2 separate regions of the Homo sapiens genome follow, and region 1 is linked to region 2. A link is an interaction called in ENCODE POLR2A ChIA-PET data of the cell type or tissue named here. Cell type or tissue: A673. All regions are shown on one strand. Region 1 overlaps STAG1 (STAG1 cohesin complex component). Region 2 overlaps STAG1 (STAG1 cohesin complex component).

Region 1 (8,000 bases), 53 kb before region 2:
TAATAGAATTCCCAAACTTAAGCAATCTGATATCAAGTGTTGGTAGAAATGTGAAGACCCAGCAACTGTCAATGACTAGTAGATACAAACACTTTGAATAACAGTTTCAGAATATCTAATAACATTGTACATACACATACTGTATGATCCAGAAGTCCTATTCTTAGAGCATCAGGAATAGGATTTTGTCCCTATTTTCCAGAGAGACAAATATCAGAATTAAGGAAAGTAAAATTGATTAAGGATTACAACGTAAAAGAGAACTCCAATTTGGATAGGTTTTTTACCACATTTTTGTTTGAATACTTGATGTATCTTACTGCAATAAAACATACCTAATAATATTGATATTCTCAAAATGTGGCCTGGGAACCCATGGGCGGTTTCCAGGAGAGGTCCATGAAGTCAAAACTATTTTTACAATAAGATCAAGATGTTATTTCCTTTTTACACTCTCATTCTCTTGCAAGTGTACAGGTGGGGTATTGGTGTCATAGCAAGGAATATTCATGTTGTCTACAGAGGTTATTAAACTATACCTTCTTTTCCCAAACTACTTTGTGAGACTGGATTTTTTCATATATTTCAATGAAAACAATGTATTGTAACAATGCAAAGCAGATAGGAAAATTCAGTTGTTTTCTATTAAGACAGACATTAAAGAGATTTGCAAAAATGTAAAACAGTGCTACTCTTAATAAATATTCTTTCCTTTAGAAAATTTATTTTGAGGCCAGGCACGGTGGCTCACACCTGTAATCCCAACCCTTTGGGAGGCTGAGGCGGGCGGATCATGAGGTCAACAGTTCAAGACCAGCGTGGCCAACATGGTGAAGCCCTGTCTCTACTAAAAATACAAAAATTAGCCAGGCGTGGTGGCAGGCGCCTGTAATCCCAGCTACTTGGGAAACTGAGCCAGGAGAATCACTTGAACCCGGGAGGCGGAGGTTGCAGTGAGCCGAGACAGTGCCATTGCACTCCCGCCTGGGCAACAAAGCGAGACTTCGTCTCAAAAAAAAAAAAAAGAAAGAAAATTTATGTTGCGGCCGGGCGTGGTGGCTCACGCCTATGGTCCTAGCACTTTGGGAGGCAGAGGTGGGCAGATTGCCTGATCTCAGAAGTTCGAGACCAGCCTGGGCAACATGGCAAAACCCCGTCTCTACTAAAATACAAAAAAATTAGTCAGGCGTGTGCCTGTAGTTCCAGCTACTCAGGAGGCTGAGGTAGGAGAATTGTTTGAACCCGGTAGGTGGAGTTTGCAGTGAGCCGAGATCACGCCACTGCACTGCAGCCTGGGCAACAGAGCAAGACTCTGTCTCAAAAAAAAAAGAAAATTTTTGATAATTGGTTACCGTGGCTCAGACCTGTGATCCTAGCAGTATGGGACACCAAGGCAGGTGGATTGCTTGAGTCCAGGAGTTTGAGACCAGCCTGCGCATCATGGTGAAACCCCGCCTCTACTCAAAATACAAAAATTAACCAGATGTGGTGGTGCATACCTGTAGTCCCAGCTATTTGGGAGGCTGAGGCGAGAGGACCACCTGAGCCAGGGAGGCTGAGGCTGCAGTGAGCCGTGATCACACCACTGCACTCCAGCCTGAGTGACAAAGTGAGACCCTGTCTCAAAAAAAAAAGAAAGTTTGTTTCTTTTCAGAAAGTTTTATTATTTGTTATGTAATAAATTTTTAAGTGAATTAATAAGTATTTTATAAACATTTCTTAGTTTTAGTTTCTAATATGATAGTATTGAGAGATATAACACACATAAGGAAAAACTCTTTGGGACTCTTAGTAACTTTTAAGAGTATAAAGAGATCCTGAGAACTAAAAACTCTGAAAACCTCTGCCCTAGAAAAATGCATGCAGAGTGCACCAAGACACATATATAAGCATGTTAATCGCAATATGATCCACAATGGCCTAAAACTCAAAGCAGTGTAAAAGTTTATCAATGATAGACGAATAGGGAGTATTCTAAATATTACACGGAACTAAAAACTAATGAACTCTAGGTACATGCAACATCAATAAATCTGAAACATAAATGTTAAATGAAAAAAGTCAGACTCAATACATATGGTATGATTACGTTTATGTACTGTTCAACGATATGCGTAAAAAACTAGGAATGCAGACTTAGGTAATTAAAATATACCAATTCCCAAATAATCCATAATAACTGTTGCCCTTGGGAGAAGAAAGATAATTATATTGGGAGGAGGTGCTGGCAATGTTTTATTTCTTGATGTGGGTGGTGGTTACACAGGTATTTTTGCTTTATATTCATTAAGCTTTATACTCATAAATGTATATTTGATATGACTGTTTTCACATTAAAATACTTTAAAAGAAGTAGAAATTTTCTTATAAAATGTGGGTAAATATTTTAGATTCAGTTATTTCAACTATAAAATTTGGATAAAAATAATTTCATCAGTCTCCTTTTAAAAATTTGACTAAGTAAAATATTCATGACACTACATTTTTGTTTAAACATAGTGCTATTTCAATCTGTATTTATTCCCATATGTTGTGTCTTTATTCTCCAGATTGATACATTGGTTTGTCCTTTTTAACCAAGTATTTTATACATTCTCATTAATTATACAAAAATTTGGACTTGAAGCTATACTATAAAATAACAACTGTGATAAATATTATCTTAGCACGGTGCAAACAGATGATCTCATTTTTTTGAATTTTTCATTAAAAAAATTTTTTTTCATTTGATACAGATAGTCGTGCAAGCACTGCAGTGTTCCCATTATTCGATTCTTTGGCAGTTGGTGAAAATTACTGATGGCTCTCCTTCCAAAGTAAGTAAGAGTTTCTGTAGGCAGAAGGGTTATTACTGAAATAATAACCTTGCTTAACTATTTAATAATTTACTATTATCAGTTATTGTATAATATAAATTATTGTAATATTTAATAAAATATATGACTATTACCAGTTCTTGGTTTATCTTATGAGTAAGTATACATTTACCTCTTTGGGAAGAGCCAAAATCTTCAAGCAAAAGACACATAGTTATGTGTGTGTATATATATGTACACACACACACGGATTAAAACTTCTTATATAAAATCACTGTAGTAGACACAAGAGCTCTGATAGGTAACATGCTATTAAAAAGAATAACATTGAGGCCGTGCACGGTGGCTTACGCCTATAATCCCAGCACTTTGGGAGGCCGAGGTAGGCAGATCACTTGAGGTCAGGAGTTCAAGACCAGCCTGGCCAATATGGTGAAACTCCATCTCTACTAAGAATACAAAAATTAGCTGGGCATGGTGATGCACACCTGTAGTCCCAGCTACTTGGGAGGCTGAAGCAGGAGAATCACTTGAACCCGGGAGGTAGAGGTTGCAGTGAGCTCAGATCACGCCACTGCTCTCCAGCCTGAGCGACAGAGTGAGACTCTTGTCTGAAAAAAAAAAAAATACAAAAATTAGCCGGGTGTGGTGTTGGGTGCCTGTAATCCCAGCTACTGAGGAGGCTGAGGCAGGAGAATCGCTTGAACCCAGGAGGCAGAGGTTGCAGTGAGCCAAGATCGCGCCATTGTACTCCAGCCTGGGCAACAAGAGCAAAACTCCATCTCAAAAAAAAGAATAACATCATTGAAAGATAGTAGTATGATACCTAGAGACACAAAGTGAACAACCCTCTTGAAGTTAAAAACAACTTAAAATGTTGGGTAAATTTTTTTTTTTTGAATTTTAATGTATCCATGACCATGCAAAACAAAGAAAAATGTGGGCTAGGGATTAAATGAAAAAAAGTAAGATCAAGAAAGCCAAAAAGAGCACTGAAGCCTGCTTTACCTTGAGGATGTTTCTCAAGGTCCATCCAGGATAGAATGTCTCATAGGTGGCCACATCTCCCAGATAATTTTGGGATCCTAATGACCTGCTCTTACCACAGGGGTGAACTAGAAATAAACGCACTCCAGTTTCCTTCAGGGGCTGGGGGATTATAAGGAAAAGAGTCTGTCTTAAAATTTGTCATTGATTAAAATGGGGAAAAATAAATCTCCCATGAAAGTTTATGACTTAGCTTTTGCATAGGTTTTCACCTGAATTCATACTATTTTGATGGTAAAAAAAAAAGAAAGAAAAAAAGTTGAGATTTTGATTAAGTGTTCTATAATGGTGGTAATCCCCAACCACCTAACAGAATCAAATCTAAATATCTTCTGAAGGAACTTGCCTTAAAGAATTTTCCACAAGTAAAACCTTAAGCAAAATGAGCTCACAGCAAAAATATCACTCATGAAAACAACCATGAAGAGAATCAGACAAAAAATACTTCACATTGGAATTATCTGACACAAATATAAATGTTTCAGTTATTTCATGTAATGAGAGGCCTGAACATGACTAAGAAGTAAACATTTGATAAAGAACCAAATAAAGATATTAGTATGTTTGTGTATCTCCTCTTAACAAAACAAGCTGTTTAACCAGTAAAGATGAGTAATGCATTTGCATATAGAACAAACAGCTTGATATGGAGTGTTATTTTTTCAGAGTAAGAATTTTTTTTCCTTTCTGAGTAACAATTTGAGGATCTCTGCATTTAGAAAGTAGTAGGATTTTTAAATTCTTTTTCATTAGAAGAATGGTAATATATTGGTTAGCCTCTTGGTTTTTCTCTTTTATTAATAATTTCAGTCTTGAAAAACAAAAATAACAGTTAACCTTTTATTAGTAATGAAAGCCACTTTAAAACTGTGTTACAGCCTGGTGCGGTGGCTCGCGCCTGTAATCCCAGCACTTTGGGAGGCCGAGGCGGGCAGATCACAAGGTCAAGAGTTCGAGACCAGCCTGGCCAATATGGTGAAACCCTGTCTCTACTAAAAATACAAAAATTAGCTGGGTGTGGTGGCAGGCGCCTGTAGTCCCAGCTGCTTGGGAGGCTGAGGCAGAAGAATCGCTTGAACTCGGGAGGCGGAGGTTGCAGTGAGCCAAGATCATGCCACTGCACTCCAGCCTGGGCGATAGAGCGAGACTGTCTCCAAAAAAAAAAAAAAAAAAAAAAAAAAGGCCAGGCGCGGTGGCTCACGCCTGTAATCCCAACACTTTGGGAGGCCGAGGTGGGCGGATCACAAGGTCAGGAGATCGAGACCATCCTGGCTAACACAGTAGTGAAACCCTGTCAATACTAAAAATACAAAAAAATTAGCCGGGCGTGGTGGCAGGCGCCTGTAGTCCCAGCTACTCAGGAGGCTGAGGCAGGAGAATGGCCGGAGCCCAGGAAGTGGAGCTTGAAGTGAGCGGAGAGATCGCGTGGCTGCACCCCCGCCTGGGCGACAGAGCGAGACTCTGTCTCAAAAAAAAAAAAAAAAAAAAAAAACTGTGTTACACTGGGCCTGGCGGCTCACGCCTGTAATCGTAGCACTTTGGGAGACCAAGGTGGGCGGATCACCTGAGGTCAGGAATTCCAGAACAGCCTGGCTAACGTGATGAAACCCTGTCTCTACTAAAAATACAAAGTTAGCTGGGCATCATGGCGCACATCTGTAATTCCAGTTACTTGGAGGCTGAAGTACGAGAATCGCTTGAACCTGGGAGCTAGAGGTTGCAGTGAGCCAAGATCTTGCCACTGCATTCCAGCCTGGGTGACAGAGCGAGCCTCTTGTCTTTTTTTGAAATGTTATTTAATATAGTAAAGTCAAAGGAGATTGAATTTATATATTAAAATTTGATAGGAAGGGTTTAATGATTTTACACAATTGCTTTTATTCTCACCCTTCTGATTGAGTTTTAGATAGTTTTTCCCACAGACGTCATTTTTGTTGAGTTACTTGCATTTTGGCTAAATATTGATTATTGCATTTAGCAAATTTAGAATATGTTATTCCGTAAAAATTCAGCATAATTGATAGTTAATTCCTCCTTGTAAATCTATTAATAATTTAAATTTTGTCTTTTTTTTAATTGAGATGGAGTCTCACTCTGTCACCTAGGCTGGAGGAGTGCAGTGGTGCAATCTTGACTCACTGCAACCTCTACCTCCCGGGTTCAAGTGATTCTCCTGCCTCAGCCTCCAGGGTAGCTGGGATTACAGGCGCATGCCACCATGCCCGGGTTTTTTGTATTTTTAGTAGAGACTGGGTTTCACCACGTTGGCCAGGCTGGTCTTGGACTCCTGACCTCAAGTGATCCACCCACCTCAGCCTCCCAAAGTATTGGGATTACAGGTGTGTGCCACTGTGCCCAGCCTAAATTTTGTCTTTTTACAACTATATTCCATAATTGGAATGAGAATCTCTATTCTTCAATCGACTTCTTTGAATATTTTCTATTTTTTAATCTTTTTACAGCAGAATTATTTTGAAATTCCTTGCCTTTTTTGTCTGACACATTCTCCTAATAAAAGATAGTTTTATTTTTGTATTAGTCATATTACATATTTCATTGGCAATGCAGATTTTGTTACCAGAACTGATTTTGTTTTGTTTTATTTTTGAGACAGGGTCTCACCCTGGTTGCCCACTGTCACGGCTCACTGTGGCCTCAACCTCCTGGGCTCAGGTGATCCTCCCACCTCAGCCCCTGAAGTAGCTGGGACTACAAGTGTGTGCCACCACGCCTAGCTACATTTTTTTTTTTTTTTTTTTTTTTGAGACAGAGTCTCGCTAGAGTGCAGTGGCATGATCTTGGCTCACTGCAGTCTCCGCCTCCCAGGTTCAAGCGATTCTCCTGCCTCAGCATCCCAAGTAGCTGGGATTACTGGTGCCTACCACCATGCCTGGCTAATTTTTGTATGTTTAGTAGAGACGGGGTTTCACCGTGTTGGCCAGGCTGGTCTCGAACTCCCAACCTCAGGTGATCTGCCTGTCTTCGCCTCCCAAATTGCTGGGATTGCCTGTCTTCGCCTCCCAAATTGCTGGGATTACAGGTGTGAGCCACCACACCCAGCCACGCCTGGCTACTTTTTTATATTTTTTGTAGAGATGGGGTTTCACCATATTACCCAGGCTAGTCTCAAACTCCTAGACTCAAGCAGTCCACCCGCCTCAGCCTCCCAAAGTGCTGGGATTACAGGTGTGACCCACTGATTTTCTTTATGCCAGAAAGAATGCTGCAGCATCTTTTATGTGTTTTATTCAGTTAATTACAATTTATAGTTTTATGTGCATTTATAGCATATGTGGAATTTTTCTTACTTAGGTATTTGTCTCTCAAGTTATTTCTTCTCATTTTGAAGTTGTTGGTAGTTTCTTTAAAAGTCCAGGGTATATTCAGTAGTCATCGTACATCAGTTCTGTCTATAATTTTAAAATGGTTCTCTAAGTGATAATCTTCAAAAGCATGAATTTTTAAGACACATGCAAACTTTAAAAATTCATGTTTCAGCTGGGTGCAGTGGCTCATGCCTGTAATTCCAGCACTTTGGGAAGCCAAGGCAGGCGGATCACGAGGTCAAGAGATAGAGATTATCCTAACCAACATGGCGAAACCCCGTCTCTACTAAAAATACAAAAATTTGCTGGGCGTGGTGGCATGGGCATGTCCCTGTAGTCCCAGCTACTCAGAAGGCTGAGGCAGGAGAATCGATTGAACCCAGGAGGCGGAGGTTGCAGTGAGCCAAGATTGCATCACTGCACTCCAACCTGGCAACAGAGCGAGACTCCGTCTCAAAAAAAAGAAAAATCCATGTTTCAGGCTGGACACAGTGGTTCATGCCTGTAATCCTAGCACTTTGGGAGGCCAAGGTGGGCAGATCACTTGAGGTCAGGAGTTGGAGACCAGCCTGACCAACATGGTGAAACCCTGTCTCTACTAAAAATACAAAAATTAGCCAAGTGTAGTGACACATGCCTGTAGTCCTAGCTACTCGGGAGTCTGAGGCAGGAGAATCGCCTGAACCCACAGCAGGTAGAGATTGCAGTGACCTAAGATTACACCAGTGCACTCCAGCCTAGGCAACAGAGTGAGACTCTGTCTCAAAAAAAAAAAAAAAAAAAAAGATGAAGCGTAGGAAGGGACTTTGTT
Region 2 (8,000 bases):
TAAAAAAAAAAAAAAACCTAAAAATTGCTCTATTAAAACAAAGCATTCCTGTTAAAATTACTAAGAGAAGCCTCAAAGTAAAAATGCTTATTTTCTCAAATAATCTTCATCCTTCTTCATGCTTCTAATAAATTTTCTCCAAACCAAGAGGAGGTCTGTGATCTGAGCCTTCTCTCTTGTTCTTTTTATAACTTCTTATCTTTCAGCATCTTACCTGTGCTGCCTAAAAAAATGACTAATAAAGGTTTTGCTAAAATCTGTGGCAAAATTAATTAGAATTTAAATCTAATGATTCTTTTCATTATTGGGGAAACAGTATTGACTGTTGATGAGGAGTACAAATTCTAACATGAGAGTTCCAGAATTCAGACCTGGCCTTCTCATTATCAGCTATGCAACCTTTGAGCATATTACTTAACCTCTCTAAGTTTAAATCATTCATCAAATGAAGGATTAGCAGAGTATTTATCCTGTCAGTTCCCGTGAATATTAGATACTACAAATAAACTACTTAGTATACACACAGTACTGAGCACAGTGCTTGGCACATAGGTAGCATTCAATAAATTATCTGAACGTTATCATTGTATAGTAATGCCTCATATCTATCTAGCATCAGTCAGTAAATTAGGCAGCATCTGTATTCCTTTTCTTTTTTTAACCTTGCAGCTCCAGCTCAAAGCATCTATATTTCAAAAGGAATAAAAGAATTAATATAAATGTTACTGTTCAAGTTTAACAAAATCTCCACAAAGTTTAAGATTTCCTTTCAAATTACAGCTTTGGGACTTAAAGTCTTTTTTAAAAGTCCAGAGAAAGAAAATATAAAATCTTGTCTTTGTACTGTAGGATCCTGGACTTTTCTCTAAAGAATGACTACAGGCATTTCCTTTTTTTTTTTTTTTTTTTTTTTGAGACAGGATCTCCCTCTGTCACCCAGGCTGGAGTGCAGTGGTGTGATCTTGGTTCACTGCAACCTCAACCTCCCAGGTTCAAGCAATTCTCCTGCCTCAGCCTCCCAAGTAGCTGGGATTACAGGTGCCCACCGCCACGCCCAGCTAATTTTTGTATTTTTAGTAGAGATAGGGGTTCACCATGTTGGCCAGGCTGGTCTCGAACTCCTGACCTCAAGTAGGTCCACCCACCTTGGCTTCTCAAAGTGCTGGGATTATAGACATGAGCCACTGCACCTGGCCTTTTGTTTTTCTTTTCTTTTTTTTTTTTTTTAATGAGACAGGGTCTCACTCTGTCGCCCAGGCTGGGGTCTTGTCCAGCCTCAACCTCCCTGGCTCAAGCAATCCTCCCACCTCAGCCCCCAAGTAGCTGGGACTACAGGCATGTGCCACCACACCCAGCTAATTTTTGTATTTTTCGTAAAGACAGGGTTTCACCTTGTTGCCCAGGCTGGTCTTGAACTCCTGGACTCAAGCGATCCACATGCCTCAGTGTCCCAAAGTGCTAGGATTACAGGCATGAGCCATTGCGCCTAGCCATTCTTCAATGTAATATTCTTATTAGCCAACATTCATCAAATTTTTGCTAGGTACTAGGAATATGTTTTAACATGCGTTATATCATTTAATCATTTATTTGACATATTTATAAAGCACTTAAGTCAGTCTCTGGCACATAGCGAATGACGTATAAGTGTATAAATGTCTTATAAGTCAACACTGTTATCTAAATTTTTCACAAAAGAAACTAAAGCTTAGAGATTTTAACTATCCATAATGTTCATTAGTGGTACAGTCAATATTATTTTCAAGATTAAGAGAAGCTTGTGTGGAACCAGATAACCTAATTTGTTTAAATTAAAAAAAGAAAACTTTTTTGTCAATTTGAGATTTACAAAATGACTAAGATGGGTTGCATGCACAGAACCCTTAGGCTGCAGAGTTTCATCCTTCAGAGATGAAAATGAGAAAGTATTAAAAGAAATATTTTCATTGAGGAATCTTTAAAGGATTAGAAGTATCTATTTCTATTTAAGATGAGAGTTCTCCCTGGAGTTATCCATTCATTCAGTGAGTTTCTACCAAGCGCCTTCCTAAGAACTGTGCTAAGTACTACAGATTAAGTATTAATATGCTGTGAGTGCAGATAGAGAACAGAAACAGGCTGTTTGATTTCACCATGGTCAATGCTCTGATGTGCCAAACACAGGAGGTTGTGGGAACATATAGACAGTGACCAAACTTTTAATGAATACAGGAAGATTTTCTGGAAAAGATGACATGTAGTAGACAGCTGACAGACGAGTTTACCAGGTTCAGAACTTAAGTGATAATAATCTTTTTATCATAAAATTTTAAGTGTGGTAGAGAATAAAAGTTTTGAATTAAATGTTGAATGAAATGTGTTATGAATAGAAGATGATGAAATGTGTCTTTGTTAACTAAGAAGAGATTGAGTAGTGAGCTTCAGATCAGAGGAATTACTTTAACCAGACAATGGGTAGGTATTTCCAGGCACAGAAAAGCCCATCTAGAATGTACAGGTCTAAAAAAATATCAGAAACCTGAGAAATACGAGGAGAAACAGGATGCTCGATGGCAAAAGAGGAACCTAACACACACATCTCTGAGACTTGAGAGGAAAAGCAACAGGATTCATACTATGTATTGGGATTAAAATTCTTCAGAAGGAAAACCAAAGCAGTAATACTTTTTAAGAAGCCTTATCATATTAGAATAATTTAGAATTTTTATAGGTAGAAACTTGGCCGGGCATAGTAGCTTATGCCTTTAATTTCTGCACTTTGGGAGATGGGTGGATCGCTTGAGCTCAGGAGTTTGAGATCAGCCTAGGCAACATAGCAAAACCCCATCTCAAAAAAAAAAAAAAAAAAAAAAACAACTAGGTAATATTTTATCAGGACAGTTTGTAAATAATGCTTTAATCTGCTCAAATCTTTATAAACCATCTTAGCTGGTGGCTTACACCTGTAATCCCAGCATTCTGGGAGGCTGAGGTGGGCTGCTCACTTGAGGTCAGGAGTTCCATTTCAGCCTGGCCAACATGGTGAAACCCATCTCTACTAAAAATACAAAAATTAGCTGGACATGATGGCAGATGCCTGTAATCCCAGCTACTTGGGAGGCTGAGGCAGGAGAATCACTTGAACTTAGGAGGCGGAGGTTGAAGTGAGCCAAGATCGTGCCACTGTACTACAGCCTGCGACAGAGTGAGACGCTGTCTCAAAAAATATATATATATTTATAAACCATTTTCATAAGTTCTGAAAGAAAAACAGTTCGTAGCCCCTGGAAAACTTAAGTTTTACAGAGATAATTTATATACATGACAAATTACGTAACCTGCTAATGCAGTATAGTGTATAATTAAGTCCTAAGTGAGTATGAATGACTGTATTTCCTCTAGAAATTAAAAGAGAAGCCTGGGCGTGGTGGCTCATGCCTATAATCTCAGCACTTTGAGAGGCCGAGGTGGGCGGATCACCTGAGGTCAGGAGTTCGAGACCAGACTGGCCAACATAATGATACCCCGTCTCTCCTAAAAATATAAAAATGAGCTGGGCGTGGTGGCGGGCACCTGTAATCCCAGCTACTCGAGACACTGAGTCAGGAGAATCGCTTGAACCTGGGAGGCGGAGGTTGCAGTGAGCCGAGATCACGCCACTGCACTCCAGCCCGGGCGACAGAGTGAGACTCCGTCTTGAAAAAAAAGTTTAAACAAAGAATGGTAAGTGGGGGGTTGGGTAGGGGTAATCAGGGAAGGCTTCCCTGAAGTACAGAGGCATGAAAATGGTGAACCTTTCAACCCATCTCCACATGTATAACCTGGCAAGAAGTTACTGACCAGTGTCTAGTTGTGCAAGGGGATTTGCTTATTTCTCCACAAAAGCCAGTCAGACTTTAATTGCTACTGCCTGGGACCCCTACGAGGCCCAGGAAATAGGCCCTTTATTGCTTGAACAAAGAAAAGAGGAGAGGTCTCTGGCTGGCTGCAATCTTCCCCTTCTAGGATGAATGAATCTTTAGAGATGGAGGGACTTAAAGAGATGATGATGTGATGATAGCTAACATTCAGTGGTTACATACATTACCTCATTTAGTCCCTACAACTTCGTGAGGTTAGGTAATGCATCCCCATTGTATGTATGAGAAAACTCAACTTTGGAAGTTTAATGACTTACACAAAGTCATGTAAGTAAGTGGTGGAACTGAGATTTAAAGTGGGCAGTCTGACTGCAGAGCCACACTCTTCACAAGTCTATGCTATGACTGCTACCAGAGTTCACTCCACCCACGACATTGTGTGACCTTAACTGGAATTTTACAGATGAGAGTCTGGATAACACATGGCTAAACAGGACTGACACCATGATTCAGACTCCTGGCCCCCTGCCAGCACCACAACTCACATCCACTGTACTGCGGGAGAACAGTCGGCCCATGGGAGACCAGATTCAAGAACCTGAGTCTGAACATGGTTCTGAACCAGACTTTTTACACAAGTAAGTAGCAAAAATTTGTCTTTTTCACAAAAAGCCTTTAAAGAAAGTAAAACTATTTAAGAAAAACTTTATTTGTTCATCAGAACATATTGCTGGTCAGTTCATGATAAGCCACAAACGGAGGGTAAACACTTCATGTGAGAAGAGCTATAAAAAGTCTGTAAACATTGTTGAAGATACCAGTTCCTGGAAGTTTACAGACCTTTAAATGTACGGTGTCTCACCAGGTGCTAATTTCAGTTGGCATGTGCATTTTCATTGGGCAGGTCTGTTTCTTCTCAGGGACTTACCAAGAAATGCAGGTTACTTCCTAGGCAAGAAAACCTGTAAGAGCCTATATTAAGTTGTCAGTAGTCTGGACACCAAATAAATAGACTGTATTTAGCTTTATCATCCATTTAATTAATATTTTGTCTTGTTACATTTTAAACTCAAACTTCTCATGGATTAAGAATTTTTAAGATCTTACTTGATAAATTCTGAGAATAGTTGCCCTCAAAGAGAAAATCAAGGTCTTACCTTTCCTCCATGCTAGTAATTAAAATGTTTTCTAGTACACAGACCTCTGAAAATTGTAGAGAAGGCAGAGGGTGATGGCGTGTTTTGCTTATAAAAATCTTATTGTTGTTTTCCATCCAACTTTGAAATTCTTTGAGCTCCTCACTTGTGTTTCTGTGTATAGTTGGGTAATGCTGTGAATTACTCTGATGGATAAGAGGGAGAACTCTCATTTGAACTCAACAAATTTAGTTAGGTTGAAAATAGAGACAGTGTTAGAAGTATCAAATCCTGGGTTTTCATGATCCCTTTGCTCTAAGGGATCAGCCTTCAAACCCAAGAGGATACTCACTGTCACCCATGGTATAACTGGGCATTCTTGTGCTGCCAAGTATCCTAGAAGGTGGTTTGCCTTATGGCAAGCATCCGAAGATGGGTGACCTAACCAATATCCCCACCCCTCTTCCTACAGGGTGGGTTTCTCCTTGTTTTAGCAGCCTGCCTTGCCCCTCTGACCCTACCATTTGTCATTCCCTGTGGCCATGGTCTGCCTTCTTTTCCCTGCTCCAGGTTTATAGGTTTAATCAAGGTGGTGGCCCCACATGATATAAAGACAGCTACTTAGAGACAACTTCATGTGACAGTTTGTATTGGCTAAAAAACCACTAAAGTTTACATCCTATAAATGTATGGGTATGGTGGCACACGCCTGTGATCCCAACTATTCAGGAGGCTAAGGAATGAGAATTGCTTGAACTCGGGAGGCAGAGGTTGCAGTGAGCCAAAATCGCGCCACTGCACTCCAGCCTGGGTGACACAGACTCTGTCTCAACACCACCACCACAAAATTAGCCAGGTGTGGTGGCGCATGCCTGTGATCCCAGCTACTCGGAAGGCTGAGGTGAGAGCAGCACTGGAGCCTGGGAGGCAGAGGTTGTAGTGAGCTGAGATCATGCCACTGCACTCCAGCCTGGGTGACAAGAGTGAGAACCTGTCTTAAAAAAAAAAAATTCCTGGCTGGGCGCGGTGGCTCATGCCTGTAATCCCAGCACTTTGGGAGGCCGAGGCAAGTGGATCACAAGGTCAGGAGATCGAGACCATCCTAACTAACATGGTGAAACCCCATGTCTACTAAAAATACAAAAAATTAGCTGGGTGTGGTGGTGCACGCCTGTAGTCCCAGCTACTCGGGAGGCTGAGACAGAAGAATCCCTTGAACCAGGGAGGCGGAGGTTGCAGTGAGCCAAGATTGTGCCACTGCACTCCAGCCTGGATGACAGAGCAAGACTCCATCTCAAAAAAAAAAAAAAATTCCTTAGAGGCATGTTTACACACACTTCCATGTGCCAATAAGTTTAGAGTACAAGTGCAGATTTGACTCCATAAAGACTGAGGAAAAGATGCTATATTCTTCCTTGTTGAATTCTGGAGAACTTTCAGCTGCCAAGCCAACATAATTTCTGTTAGTTGGGGATCTGCTGTCCAGCTAGGTACACCTGTGAGTGCGGCACCAGCCCAAAACAGAGGTCTGAGAACCCTTGTTTGGCAGAGATTTGGTTGATAGTTTAAGCATCTAACAATTAGCCTCAGCCAGCTTCTCTTGGAGACTTACAGATATCTTTGGGCAACTTATTGCCTTTTTTATAAAAAGGCACCAGAATAAATCCAGCTAATTCCTCCAACATGGGATTAAGTAAACCTACCTTGGCTTTCTTAGCTTGGGGCTCATTAGCTAAATTCATCATCTGCTGCTACAAAATTAATAATAGTACCCTCTCTTAGTCCTCAGATGCAGATCTCTTGGTTAGGCCAGCCGAAGTTAGAAGACTTAAATCGGAAGGACAGAACAGGAATGAACTACATGAAAGTGAGAACTGGAGTGAGGCATGCTGTGTAAGTGTTACATGGAGTATCACAAGAACATAACAACTATGTGATGCCCATCATTTTGTGAAATGACTTGGGTTTCTTTGATGTTTGGTCTTAGGAGTTAAAATTATAATTCGTGATATGCTATGCAGCATAGGAAAGGAGGGTGTGAGTTCTTAACACTTTCAGCATTTAAATCCTAGCTCTGCCACTTGGCAGCTGCATGGCCTTGGACAAGCTCTAAAACATCTGTGCTGGCTAGGCGCGGTGGCTCCGCCTGTAATCCCAGCACTTTGGGAGGCCGAGGCGGGCGGATCACTTGAGGTCAGGAGTTCAAGACCAGCCTGGCCAACATCGTGAAACCCCGTCTCTACTAAAAATACAAAAAATTAGCCGGGCATGGTGGTGGGCGCCTATAATCCCAGCTACTCAGGAGGGTGAGGCAGGAGAATCGCTTAAATCCAGGAGGCGGAGGTTGTAGTGAGTCAAGATCACGCCACTGCACTCCAGCCTGAGCGACAGAGCAAGACGCCGTCTCAAAAAAATCTGTGCTTCAGGTTCCTCATTTGTAAAATTGGGATAATACTACCAATAAGATTTTTAGGGTAATTGACACATAAATAAATGTTAACAACCGTTATTATTGAATTGTACTTCCTTTTGATATGTGAGATGAAATCTTGAATGAACCAAAGGAATGATTCTTAATTGTCTTGGAATTCAGTCTAATTTGTGTAGTCTGTAGGTCATGATTAGAAGGTATACTTCACTTGGTTAGAATAACTTTAATCTGAGAAACAGCCAGGACTCCAAATGGTGGAGTCTGATGAGCTTTCTGACAATACCTTTTTCTTACCAGTCGGGGTCTAATGGAGGAAGATGCTGAGCCCATCTTTGAAGATGTGATGATGTCATCCCGAAGCCAGTTAGAAGATATGAATGAAGAATTTGAGGACACCATGGTTATTGATCTGGTAGAGAAATTCACTATATTTTTCTTTTGTTAAAATATGTGGGGGCATTGGTGTAAGATGATCCTCTTAGGCCGGGCATGGTGGCTCACACCTGTAATCCCAGCACTTTGGGAGGCTGAGGTGGGTGGATCACCTGAGGTCGGGAGTTCGAAACCAGCCTGACCAATATGGAGAAACCCCGT

What was found. ChIA-PET counts read pairs that join two places held together with the same protein. Peaks named below come from ENCODE experiments on the same cell type or tissue, not always from the same donor. Only the 100,000 strongest peaks of a DNase experiment are listed, where the experiment ranks them.
Region 1: POLR2A ChIA-PET joins it to region 2 with 17 read pairs; 6 of 35 experiments call an interaction of 5 or more read pairs at or near these places.

Annotation. Positions count from the first base shown.
Region 1 is chr3:136,393,565-136,401,564 of GRCh38, reverse strand. STAG1 (STAG1 cohesin complex component) reads left to right here. Exons shown (of 34, transcript NM_005862.3): 22 at 2,736-2,816. Among named protein-coding and RNA genes, the nearest start is that of PCCB, 150 kb to the right of the region's middle. In A673, no CTCF peak of the experiment used is centred here; no DNase peak of the experiment used is centred here.
Region 2 is chr3:136,340,309-136,348,308 of GRCh38, reverse strand. STAG1 (STAG1 cohesin complex component) reads left to right here. Exons shown (of 34, transcript NM_005862.3): 30 at 4,303-4,477; 31 at 6,758-6,868; 32 at 7,704-7,818. Among named protein-coding and RNA genes, the nearest start is that of PCCB, 94 kb to the right of the region's middle. In A673, no CTCF peak of the experiment used is centred here; a DNase peak (open chromatin) is centred at 4,358.